Regions from separate parts of the Homo sapiens genome. Here all the other regions are linked to region 4. A link is a contact called in ENCODE Hi-C data. All regions are on one chromosome and are shown on one strand. The core of a region is the stretch at or near the end of the contact, and the rest is flanking DNA. Distances in the headings are between cores, read along the strand shown. Region 1 overlaps RETREG1 (reticulophagy regulator 1). Region 2 holds the start of RETREG1 (reticulophagy regulator 1). Region 3 overlaps MYO10 (myosin X). Region 4 has its middle 69 kb from the start of LINC02111.

Region 1 (2,913 bases), core at 295-2,794, 760 kb before region 4:
ATCCAGTGACTTTCCCTGGTGCTCTTAGAACCCAGTTAATGCTGACTCCTTAAAACACTCTTTTTCCCTGGCTTCCAAGCATGGCATCTTCATGACTCTTCTTGACTACCTTGGCCATGTTGGTTCATTTTTCATCAAACCTTCTTATTTCTACTTGCCCAGTAAGGACATTCTCCCAGGCCCATTCTTGGCTCCCTCCCAAAAATGTTACCACCCCATGTCACTCTAGCCCTCCTTGTTTCAGGATAAGCTCTCCCACAAATCAGGGTCAAACTTCATTCTTTCATAGATGGAGACATGAGTTGGAAAAACTGCCCTCTACATTTCCAAATCAAAGCTGGTTCTTTCACATCATAAGAAATACTAGATTAGTTTCCTATTCCTGCTGTAACAAATTACAAATTTAGTGTCTGAACACCACAAAAATCCATCATCTTGCAGTTCTGGTGGCCAGACTCTAATCTGGGTCAGCTGGGATGCATTCCTTTCAGAGGCTCTCGGGGAGATGGTGTCTCCTGGCTTCTTCCAGCTTCTAGAGGCCACCTGTTTTCCTTCACTCATGGTCCCTAGCTCCATAGTCACAGCCTGCAGCCTCGCATTGTCTCTCTTTGACCTGCCTCCTTCCTAAAAGAACCTTTGTGATGACATGGGGCCACCTGGATACTCCAGGATCATCCACCCATCTCAAGATCCTTGATCCCATCTGCAAAGTCCCTCCTGCCATCTGAGGTCATGTATTCACAGGTTCTGAGTTACGGTATGGACTTCTTTGGTGTGGATGGGACTATTCAGCCTGCCCCAAACACACAATGGTGTGGAAGACGTTCTTTAGCAGCTACTGCTCTTGTACACTCTTCTAACAAGCAGGAACCTTTGCCCTCAGTATTTAACAGGTTAATTTATGCCTGGGAGCCAACAACTCACTAATACCCCCTCTTTCCACACAATCACTTGCAAATTAAGTTATTTTCTAGGATTCACAATTCAAGATGATCTGGAGTCCTCAAGAAAAGGAAAATACTAAGTCAAAAGACTAAGTCAAAGAGCAAGGAGGGAAGGAAAGACTTTGGAGAGCACAAGATAAACAACATTCAAAAGATTTTATATAAGACAGTGGATAGAAACAAACAGTAAAAGGGTCATGAACTCAAAGTACCATTTAGTTCTTAGAGACCTCACAGATGCTTAGCTTGTTTGTCAACTAAAAAACACAACCATTTGTCATTGATTCATGTCATTCATTTGTGAATTTCCTGCCCACCCCCACTTTCTCTGTCATATTCTCCATTGATCTATCCTTCAATCACTTCTCTTAGTTAGTCCCTGTTAATTTTTTTCACTCCCCCTACTACTCTAAAACATATGAGTATCCATGCACACCTGTGCACACAGGTACAGGTATAGAAGTCACCTTTCATCGGACTTTCTTCTTGTAACTAGAACAACGTTAATGCTTTTGCCCTGCTGGAATGTGTAGGTACTAATCACACTTTGGAGCCACACGGCTGGGTTCTGCAGTAGCCAAACTATTCTTAGCTTCTCTGAAACAGATGTCCCATCGCTCACACCCCCTCTAGTGGCAGCCAGCCCTAGAACAGGGCTGAGCATGCACAGACTAAAGACAAAAAAACCTCCCAAGAACTCACAAGAATATTTCCATGCTAGGTGTCACAGCCCTTGTATTGGTATAAATTTTACACAACCTTTCAAATATACAATATTCTGGCTTTGGGAACTGTTCACTTTAAGCATTAGGCATCTACCTTTTTCCTTTAAATGACCATTTGTACTGCCATATCGTAAACTCAGAAACAGAAACAGTGCACACTATGGAAAAAAAAATCCAAAGTCAGTGCAAAAAGAGCAGATAAATAAGTTGTGATATAGTCCACATGATGGAATATCGTACAGCCACAAAATATGAATGAACTACAGCTATACACAGCAACACAACTGATCTTTTTAAAAAACGTGTAAGAAAAAAAAACACTAGTCCTAGAAGAGCACATAAATATGGTACCATTTTGATACACCTCAAAAACAAAAACTTTATTTAGGGATACATATATGTGATTTAAATATATAAATATTCATACTTGGTTTAAATATATACATGTTTATATTTTGTTTAAATATATATCTATACTTTGAATATATAAACATTTATACCTTGTTTAAATATATAAATATTTAGATTAGATTTTGTTTAAATATATTTAGATTTTGTTTAAATGTATGAATATTCATATTTCATTTAAATATAAGCGCGGCTTTTTTTTGAAAAGCAAATGAATGAGGAGCACAAACTTCAGGACCATGCTTGCTTCTGGCAGGCAGCAGGACGGGGTGGGCGGGGGAGCAACTGTATCAGTCCTGATTGGATAATAGGTTCATGTATATTCATTTTATTATGTTTTACAACTTATATATATATTACAAATATCATTCAGTATATTCAATATGATCACTAACATGTACCTAAGGAACATATACAGGTAGGCCGACAGACAGACAGACCTGCCCACTGACAGAACCCAGGGATAGGTTGTTGAAAGAGAGCACGATATTCTCTCAGATTCCCTCTTGTTGTCCAAAGACTACAGTTCGGACCATGAGGATAAGATTTAAATCTTATTCTGGATAATGCAAAGAGTTTCCAAATCTTGAAACATTTTTGGGTTTACACCTAAGTCACCAGAATATGCATTCAACCCTGTCACTTGTACCTGGAGGCTGAACCTTTGAGCTTGCCTCTGAGCCTCAAAAAGCAAGAATTTAAGAACTTTGATCTCACCTGACCTTGGAAATAAATCATTTTTCTTCACCCCAATCCTGTGAGACTTTGTGTCAAAAGACACTCGGCCTGGCTGGGCCCCCCACCTGGAATGATGCTGACATTTCCGAGGCTGGAAC
Region 2 (3,081 bases), core at 207-2,706, 700 kb before region 4:
AGTGCTCGCATTCACTCCATAATAAGATAGATTTGGAATAAACTCTATTCCAAACACAGATACCTAAGAGATCCAAAGTTAATTCACTTTCAGGGACCTCCGACAAGATACAGCTAGTTTTAAGAGAAAACACCAGGACTAGCAGAGATCTGAGGAAAATATTCATCTTGCTCAAGTTAACCTAGAAAATGACAGGCTGTCTATTTTGTGCAATTTATTTATTTCTCAACTTTAAGGTTCAGAAATCTCTGTCCTGTAACAAGGTATCTGTTACCGGAGTCTGATTATTCTGCACTGTGTAGGTCATGTTTGTTATGAGGACACTTAGCAAACAAAGAAGGTTTTTCTCCGCCCTCAATAGCGTGGTAACGGATGACAGGACACCACTTTCAACGAAGGAGACAGACATTTCCCTGGCCTTTCTGAAGAGCGCTTTTTGGAGAGACAAACCTGTTGCTCAGGGGCTGAGCATTCCCGTGTGTTCTCCCTGTACTTCACCTAAAAATATGCCTGTTTTCCACACTGTGCACACCCGGGGGTGGGTGCTGGGCATACTCCACCTGCTTGTTTGCCTCCCGTTTTCTCATCAGGGAGTAAACACAGTAAACCTAACGCTCCAGGGGAAGGAAAAAACAAATCATTCAGGGCCCATCTCAGGTGACTGATGAATGCGGCACCGTTTTGAACGGGTACCTAATCTGGTCCAGATATGCCTGCTGGGGCTGCAAGAACCAAGACACGTTCAAGCACGTTTGCTCCGGCAAGCTTGGGCGAGCAGGTCAAGACCTCAGAGTTTTAGAAAGCAGGGGCGAAGTTTTCAAGCACGATGGGAACACCTGTAGGTGCAGGTGCCTGAGGGTCGGCCGACCACCTCGCATCTGAGGCTGGATCCGCACACGGAGAACGACAACTGCTCACAGGGACGTGCGTCCGGAGGAAAGTTGCGGTGAGTGTCTACCTGTTCGAGACAGGTGGCCGAGAAAGTGGGGCAGGGCTGACAATTCTTCCTCCGCAGTGTCCCGCGGGCTCCCCCTGCACTGGGTCCCCGGGGCCCCGGGCGCCCCAAGGTCACCTGCCCTCCTCAGCGCCCCCACCTTGCCCAAGCTCTCACCAGAACAGCAGGTTGGCAGCGACGAAGCCGAGCAGGCTCCGCAGCGGCCTCTTCCAGCTCAGCAGCTCGTCGGCGCGGCAGCCCAGCCACAGCACCGGCTCCCCGAGCAGCCAGGTTACCGCGGCCGCCGCCCGGCCCGCGGCCTCCTCCACCTGCAACCCCGCGCCCTCCGCCGCCCCAGCTTCCTGCGCTTCCTCCTCCTGCTGCTGCCGCTCTGCGGGGGATGCCTGGGGCGGTGGCGGCGACGGCGGCGCCTGCTCCTCGGCGGCAGGAGCCGGGCATCCCTCCTCGGCGTGCTCCGGAGGCGCCGGGCTCGCCATCTTCAGCTGTGCTTCCAGACAGGGACGGGGCCGGGCGCGCGCGCGGGCGCGCCTGGGTGTGGGTGCCGCCGAGGGCGGGGCGGCGGTGGCGGCAGGTCCCGGAGCGGGGCGCGCACCGCGGGGCACAGGCGGCTGGGGGCCTTGTGACGCCACAGGCCACGGAGGGGGAGCCGCCCGGGAAAGTGGGTGCGGCCGAGTTCGCGCAGGGGCGGGGCCGGGCGCCGGGAGCTGGGCGGTGTCCCCGGGGGGCTCTGGGTTCCTGGAGGGCCTCTCCGGGACTCGAGGAAAACGACCTTTTCCCTTGCAGCGGCGGGAGAGGGCGAAGTGGAGGACTGCTGCTCGGTTCCGTATCCAAAAGAGACCCAAGGCTCCAGGCAAAATAGATTGGACATTTTCACTTTCTCAAGCCAGGGCCACCGGTCGCCCAACCAGCAGCCACTGAGGGTGGTATCGGGGCGCCCCTTCCCCTGGCAGCGTATTTCAGCCCCCAGAGACATCCCCCACCTCGGCCATCCCCAGCGCCTTTGCAGGGACAGCAGCACAACCATAGCAGAGGTCCTGGGCATCCTGGAAATAACGTGCTGGTATAAATGTTGGATTGAGAAAGGAAGAAAAAACATTTGGGGTCAATTTGGGGCCCTCTCGTTTGACACGGGAGGAAACACAAGGCCGCAGCGTTGGGGGAAGCTGCTTCCTTTCTCTCTCTTCTTTCTCTCTGTCTCAGGTGCTTCCTTTCTCTTCTCTGTCTCTCTCTCTCTCTCTGCCTCTCCCTCTCTCTCCCCCGTCTCTCCCCCTATCTTCCCCTCTCTCCTCCTATCTCCCCCTCTCTCCCCCTCCTTGTGGCTAGGTGATCTGGCTCAGAAGTGCACGTTGGCCCGCGCGTGCGGGGAGCTGAGAAGCAAGAGATTGGAACTTTGCACGTGTCAAGCAAGGTTTGGCCTGCTTTGAAGACAGTAATTTCAGAGCCACTCCGGTCTCTGCGTCACAAGCGGGCATCAGGGCAGTGGTGGGGCGGCAGGGGATCCTGAGACCTCCCATGCCCTCTCTTTGGCCCCGGTGCTTCTGGGTGAGTGTGGGGAGAGAGGAAAATAGTTGTTTATGCTTTTCACCATTTGCATTTTTAAATTTTTGTCTTCTTTAATCTTCCTGGTCTTACTTTTACTCTAGAATGACAGGTCCTTCCCCCCCATACTAAGGGTTCTGTCTGCGGATGCATCAGGGCATCTCATATCCCTTTACTGGCAACCAGCCTGCCTGCACAGGATGGAAGGGAGGGCAATTAAATTCCCTGCGTCAAGGGAGTCTCTAGGGGAATGTTCTGTAACGCTCCTCTGGGTGGCCATTGTAAACCTCTGTGTATACACACGTGGAATCCATTGATCTGTACATTCACTGCAGGTGTCTGCACTTTACTGCTTGTATGTTGTACTTCAAAGGAGTTATATTCCCAGAGCCCAGGCAAAGGCTTACTGAGCACCTACCGAGTACACAAAGCATTGCTAAGCTCTGTGGATGCAGCTTCCACCCACAGGAAGCTCCCAGTCTGATGAGGGCCCAGTTACAATTGTGATATCTGCCACAGCGAAGAAGCCTTCGCTAAGTGCTAAGAGATTCCTTACTTAAACTGTGCATCCAAAATTAGGGGAGGAG
Region 3 (2,972 bases), core at 320-2,819, 530 kb before region 4:
CTTTTCCTAAGGAAAGGTCATAAGATGTATGGTGCCTCACAGGGAAGGTAAGCTCTGGGAAAGAGGGATCTTCATTTTGTTCACTAGTTCATCCCAAACACCTCCACTGTGTAAACGTTTGGTTAAATGCATGAGCTCACTAACATGATCTTTCTGAGAAACTTAAAGCAGGTACACATGAATAAAAATGCAATCATTCATGAGTAATACTGAGGGGACAAGGCAATGAACCTGCGGGTACACAACCCACACTAACTCATGTTATTCCCACAATAATCCCATGAGGGAAGCATGGCTGAGTGTCCGAGTTGGACTCTTAATGCCAGCTCGGCCTGATCCAAAGTCCTGCCAAGGTCACGTGTTAGTGATAGTTAAGGACAAGTGAACAAAAAATCCAGAGGGAAGGGAGGCAAAGGACAGAAGTAAATAAGGGATGAGTTATGCCTTAAAAGACCAGCAAACATGAGTCAGGCCAAGAAAGCACAGAAACCACAGAAGCTGGGAAAGATTCTTATGGGAGAATGAGATCCAGGTCTGGTTAGGTCAGCTGGGCTGAGACGAAAGGCGGCAGAGAAGATGAGCTGAGGTTCAGCTGGATGCTTCAGAGGCAAGTGCAGGAGCTGGAGGGTGGTGATGACCTCATCAAGGCCACCTGTAGGAAACGCAGCTCTGGAGGAAAAGCTCTAGAAGGACCGAAGGGTCCCTCGGGAGACCAGCTGCTGCCGTTGTTTAGGCCCGCGGTGGCCAGGTCCCAAACACAGTTAACAAGGCTGGAGACGGAGAGGAAGATACGGACATGAGAGAGACTTGAACGGAGAAACCCCATCCATCTGGCATATGGCACCATGCTTGGTGTTGTGCAGAGAACAGAAGTAGCAAAGAGGCTGGAAACTTACAAGAAAGGTAAACTGAAGGGATAAGCAAGAGCACAGCCATACAAACGCCATCACGAGGCAGCACGCTGACAACCGCTGAATGGTGGGATGGGCAGATGAGCCCCTTTTGCGTTCTAAAGAGAAGTCCTGTGGAGTACCAAGAGCTGGGACGTTATCAAGAAAGAGGAATTTTGCTAAAAATGTGAATCAATTGCATGTAATAAAAGAGAAGAAATGACTCAGAGATGACGCCAACATGCCGGGCTGGGTGCAGGGGTCCCAGGGATCTCCACTGGTCTAGACAACCACAGTCCTTTCACCTGCTCTGCTAGCGACAGGCCTGGGCAGGGGCCAGTGTCACGATTCCACAAAGACATAATGTCGTAATGTCAAGGGTACTGTGGGCTCCTAGGGGAGGTTTGCGCGCACACACACGACACTGGGCGGAAATGTCCCTTTTGCGGCAGACAACAAAGATCTGACGATCTAAACCTGTCTTGAAATCATAAAGCAAAAGCCAAGAAAATCAGAGGCAAGCCCAGCCGGGGCGGGGGCTGAATCCACATCCCTGAAACTGCCCTGCCTCATGTAGTCTGAAATAGTAAAAGGCAGCATAAATTAGGCCACCTTTAGTTGGGGTTTCCCTTACCAGCCACCAGAATCTTCCCAGTACAGAGCTTAGCATACATTGAATAACTGGCATCTGCTCGGCCCAGTGCCTGGCACGGGGGAGGCATTCAACAACAGTGCACAGAATGACTCACAGAAACCAAGAGAGACAGTTTCAAGGAACGATTTAAATCATCTTCCATATTTAAAACATATCTATATTGACGCGACAGCTGTTGGTGGCTGAGTTATTAAAACAAAAACTAGAAGGTTAAGTTGTCTAGTGAAAATGGTGAGGCCGAAACAATGTTATGTGTTCCTCAACCTACCTCTTTATCCTCGGGCACACAGAAGCCGAAAACATTTAGACTCCCTTGCAGTAAAAACAGCAGGCAGAGGCCGGGCACTGTGGCTTGCGCCTGTAATCCCAGCACCATGGGAGGCTGAGGCGGGTGGATTACTTGAGGTCAGAAGTTTGAGACCAGCCTGGCTAACATGGTGAAACCCTGTCTCTACTCAAAATACAAAAATTAGCCGGGCGTGGTGGCGCACGTCTGTAATCCCAGCTACATGGGAGGCTGAGGCAGAAGAATCACTTGAACCTGGGAGGTGGAGGTTGCAGTGAATGGAGATCACACCACTGCATTCCAGCCTGGGCAACAGAGCCAGACTCCATCTCAAAAAAATAATTAAAAAAAACAAAAAAACAAAAAACCCGGCAGGCAGGCAGTAACAAGGGGACCAAGTGTAGCCAGTTGAACAACTGAGCCATGGGGCTATCAGCCACTTCTATGCCTGGTAGCTAAAAACCCCCTTCACAGTCCTCTGGGCTCCACCTTCCGCTTGCCACCTAAGTGTCCTCAGAGATGGTACATCTCCCAAGCAAAGAAGCCTACAGAGTAGACTCGAGTCCCTCCCCTACCCACCAGGGGCCGGAGAGGAGCAAGAAATAGACCATCCCTGTGTTACACCCCTAAGATTTGATGGCTGTCTGTCATAGCAGCCAGCCTACCTTGGCTCACCGAATATGGCAAAAATACAATTATGGAGAAGATACGATACTCTTCAAACTCTACAGCAGAGGCTTGGTCAAAGAAAGAAAACCCAGGATTCTCGTCGTCATAAAGATGCTTCAAGAGTGTATGACACATTGAGAAAAAATACGGCTGGAAATGGACCAAGTCATGGATATCAATCTCTGTCAATCTCTTATACAGGTGGAAGATCTCCTATCTGAAATGCTGGGGACGAGAAGTGTTTCTGATTTCAGATTCTGGATTTTGAGAATATCTGCATTACACCAACTGAGTAACCCTAAATCTGAAAATATGAAATCTGAAATGGTCAAGAATCTGAAACTTTTTTTTAGTGCCAACATGACATTCAATAGAAATGTTCTTTGGGGTTCTTTGGGGCAAATTTTCACATGAGGGATGCTCGACCAGTATAATGCAAAGATTCCAAAATCCAAAAACATTGGAAAAAACC
Region 4 (2,994 bases), core at 50-2,549:
ACATGACTGATGCATGCTCAAGTCTGAGAATCAATGCTCTAAATCAGGGGTCTGCAATCTACGGCTTATGGGCAAAGTCAGCTTCTTGACTGATATGGTACAGCTGGTGAGCAAGAAATGATTTTTATATTTTTAAACGTTAAAAAAGGGGGAATAGTATTTCATGAGAGATGAAAATTATATAAAATTTAAGTTTTAGTGTTTGTCCATAAATACAGTTTGATTGGAACATAGTTCCACCTATTCACTTATAGCTTTGCACTACAACAGCAAACTGGGGTCATTGCAACAGAGACCATATGGCCCAAAGGCCTAAAATACTTATTATCTGCCCCTTTACAGAAAGAGTTTGCTGACCCCGCTTGAAATCCTTTGTTCCTTCATCCTCCTCCTCTGTCTCCATGCCCACCCCCCCACACTCATTCCCATCTGAGGCCAGGACTCAGTCTGTGTCATTCGTTGTCACTGATAGTCTCCCATCTTCTTGGAACTCAGGGTCAAAGAGATTGTTGACCTTCACTTTAGCATCGTGTGCAGGGAAGCAAAGAAGCCTCGATTTTCATATGCAAACTGGATTTACTGGTGTCTGTCCAGAGGGAACATTACCCCGTGTAGCTTGCATTCACATTTTTGCTTCAGGGTTGAGGGCATGTATTTTCTTAGCATTTGATTATGGATCTGTTTTTAGAGGAACATGCTGTGGGGCAAAGGCCGGCCTGTTACTGTTTGTTCTGTCTAGAATGCTTTGGCATGCACACGGTAGATTATTGCAAATTGTTGAAATGAATATTTGTGGTTTAGGAACTCGTTAGTTGTCATTCTAGATGAGGTTATGTGTCTGTCAACTTCGGGTTCTCACTTCCTGAAAAAGATCCTCTCCTAATGTTTCATGAATTAAAGGCTCATACACACACTGCAAACTGAAGCAAGAAGTATGAACGCAATTGTACTGCCTGTGGCAAGACAAGATGCTTCTGCCCTGCAACCATCAGCTTCTTTCTGGGACAGTATGCTTATTTGCTTAATGCTAGCATAACCACCACTGAAACTGTGATCTGTGTTAAAATTAATCTTTTAAATCACTTAATAATGTGCTGCAGGAGCGGCCAATTGTACATGGACTACTTAAGTGAACTACTTTTAACATGAAGAGGAATATTTCATTTTGATTTTAATTTCACATTAATTTAGTTATGTGAGTGTCTGACAATGACACAATTTCACTTATTTTTCCCTGGGGAGATGTCAATGAATTCTCAATTTCCTTCCAAGGAGCCAGTCTTAGAATATTTGTGTGGTCTGTTTCATTGCTTTCCTTTTCCGTTCTAATAGGGCCAGCTGGGCTTTGACTCAGTGTAGCCGAGTGGGGGTGGAGGAGGGGGAACTGAATGTGTGTGTTTGTGTGTGTGCACGAACGTGTGTCTTATAAGGAGGGAAGGACTGGCTTGAGTTCCGGATTCAGCAATAAAGGGTGTAGAAGAAACAGCACTATGGAAATTTCAAATGGCAACAAATACAAGTGGAGGTCTACAGTTCAACAAAAATCACGGTTGATTATTAGTAAAAATTTTGTTTTAGACAAAATTTTCTCTCTACAGAGAGCAACTTTCTGAATGTGCACAGTGAGAGGCAGGAAACTGTTTTACTTCCTTGTTGCCTGGGACGAGAAGAAGAAGGCAGTGTCAGGTGAAGAGATGATGGGAAGGCGTGAGTAGTTTGGGAGGAGAAAAGATGGCAATACTGTGAAAAAGGCCTTTGTTGTGTTTATACCAATGACCTTTTATTCTTGCAAGTTTTTAATGAAAAAATTTAAAGATACAGAACGTTGAAAGAATAGTCCAATGAATACCTGTATATGCACCCGACTAGATTTAACAGATTCTTAACATTTTCTTACTTTTGCTTTATCCACCCATCAATGTATCCATCCGTCCATCCATCCCTTGTCCATCTGATATATCTCTCTCTCTCTTCATCCATCCCATTCCATCCATCCAAACTAGGGAGACTGAATAGTGCCCTAATTAAGAACCAGAAGAAGGCTGGGTGCGGTGGCTCATGCCTGTAATCCCAGCACTTTGGGAGGCCGAGGCGGGCGGATCACAAGGTCAGGAGGTCGAGACCATCCTGGCTAAATCATGAAACCCCGTCTCTACTAAAAATATAAAAAGTTAGTCGGGCGTGGTGGTGGGCGCCTGTAGTCCCAGCTACTCCGGAGGCTGAGGCAGGAGAATGGTGTGAACCCGGGAGGCGGAGCTTGCAGTGAACCGAGATCGCGCCACTGCACTCCAGCCTGGGCGACAGAGCGAGACTCCGTCTCAAAAAAAAAAAAAAAAAAAAGAAGAATGGTTTCTGCTCTTGATCTTCAGAGCAGAAGGATGTCTTTTTTTAGACCCACAAAAAGGGGGGTTCCATAAGGGAAGTGAAAGATGAAGGTGACTTTTGTGTTGTGATCTTTATAACAGATTCAATGGGAAGCTAAATGTCTGGCAACGATGATTACTGAGATGAAGGAAGGCAAGGACTTTCATTTGACTGAGTGACCATAACCATGAACCAACCTGAAAATTCGTTGGTATTAGAAAGTAGAAGAGTAAAGCAGATAGATAATTTTATCTTAAATTGTTGAATTTTATTACCAGGTAATACAGAAAATATTAGACTTCTTTTCTGGGGGGCAGGGTGGCGGGGGGGACAAAGTCTCACTGTGTTGTCCAGGCTGGAATGTCGTGCAGTGATCTCAGCTCCCTGCAGCCTCTGCCTCCTGGGTTCAAGCAATTCTTGTGCCTCAGCCTCCCGAGTAGCTGGGATTACAGGCATGCACCACCATGCTGGGCTAATTTAGTAGAGATGGGGTTTCACCATGTTGGCCAGGCTGGTCATGAACTCCTGACCTCAAGTGATCTGCCAACCTTGGCCTCCCAAAGTGCTGGGACTACAGGCATGAGTCACTGTGCCCGGCCAGAAAATAGTATCCTTTTTTATGTTTGTTTT

Evidence for each region. Hi-C counts contacts between places; a loop is a spot of excess contacts on that map. Pooled maps may share reads with other maps.
Region 1: a loop to region 4 is called in a map with no recorded cell type, with 3 times the contacts of the local background. The contact joins two enhancer-like sites. A Hi-C loop is called at or near these places in 2 of 37 single-sample maps with no recorded cell type and 3 of 50 pooled maps.
Region 2: a loop to region 4 is called in a pooled map, with 5 times the contacts of the local background. The contact joins the promoter of RETREG1 here to the enhancer-like site in region 4. A Hi-C loop is called at or near these places in 3 of 37 single-sample maps with no recorded cell type and 2 of 50 pooled maps.
Region 3: a loop to region 4 is called in a map with no recorded cell type, with 15 times the contacts of the local background. The contact joins two enhancer-like sites. A Hi-C loop is called at or near these places in 12 of 37 single-sample maps with no recorded cell type and 4 of 50 pooled maps.

Annotation. Positions count from the first base shown.
Region 1 is chr5:16,551,352-16,554,264 of GRCh38, forward strand. The region is part of intron 3 of RETREG1 (reticulophagy regulator 1); the gene reads right to left. Among named protein-coding and RNA genes, the nearest start is that of RETREG1-AS1, 63 kb to the right of the region's middle. RefSeq lists a silencer at 1,369-1,663. Within about 2 kb of position 1,545, at least 6 of the 41 ENCODE cell types and tissues checked have a DNase peak (open chromatin) inside an H3K27ac peak, as active enhancers do.
Region 2 is chr5:16,615,541-16,618,621 of GRCh38, forward strand. It overlaps RETREG1 (reticulophagy regulator 1), which reads right to left and starts at 1,457. Exons shown (of 9, transcript NM_001034850.3): 1 at 1,112-1,457. The coding sequence starts at 1,431. It overlaps RETREG1-AS1 (RETREG1 antisense RNA 1), which reads left to right and starts at 386. Exons shown (of 4, transcript NR_109946.1): 1 at 386-946. RefSeq lists a silencer at 1,211-1,700.
Region 3 is chr5:16,783,707-16,786,678 of GRCh38, forward strand. All of the region lies in intron 4 of MYO10 (myosin X), which reads right to left. Among named protein-coding and RNA genes, the nearest start is that of MYO10, 150 kb to the right of the region's middle. Within about 2 kb of position 1,570, at least 2 of the 41 ENCODE cell types and tissues checked have a DNase peak (open chromatin) inside an H3K27ac peak, as active enhancers do.
Region 4 is chr5:17,316,337-17,319,330 of GRCh38, forward strand. No RefSeq gene overlaps it. Among named protein-coding and RNA genes, the nearest start is that of LINC02111, 69 kb to the right of the region's middle. Within about 2 kb of position 1,300, at least 7 of the 41 ENCODE cell types and tissues checked have a DNase peak (open chromatin) inside an H3K27ac peak, as active enhancers do.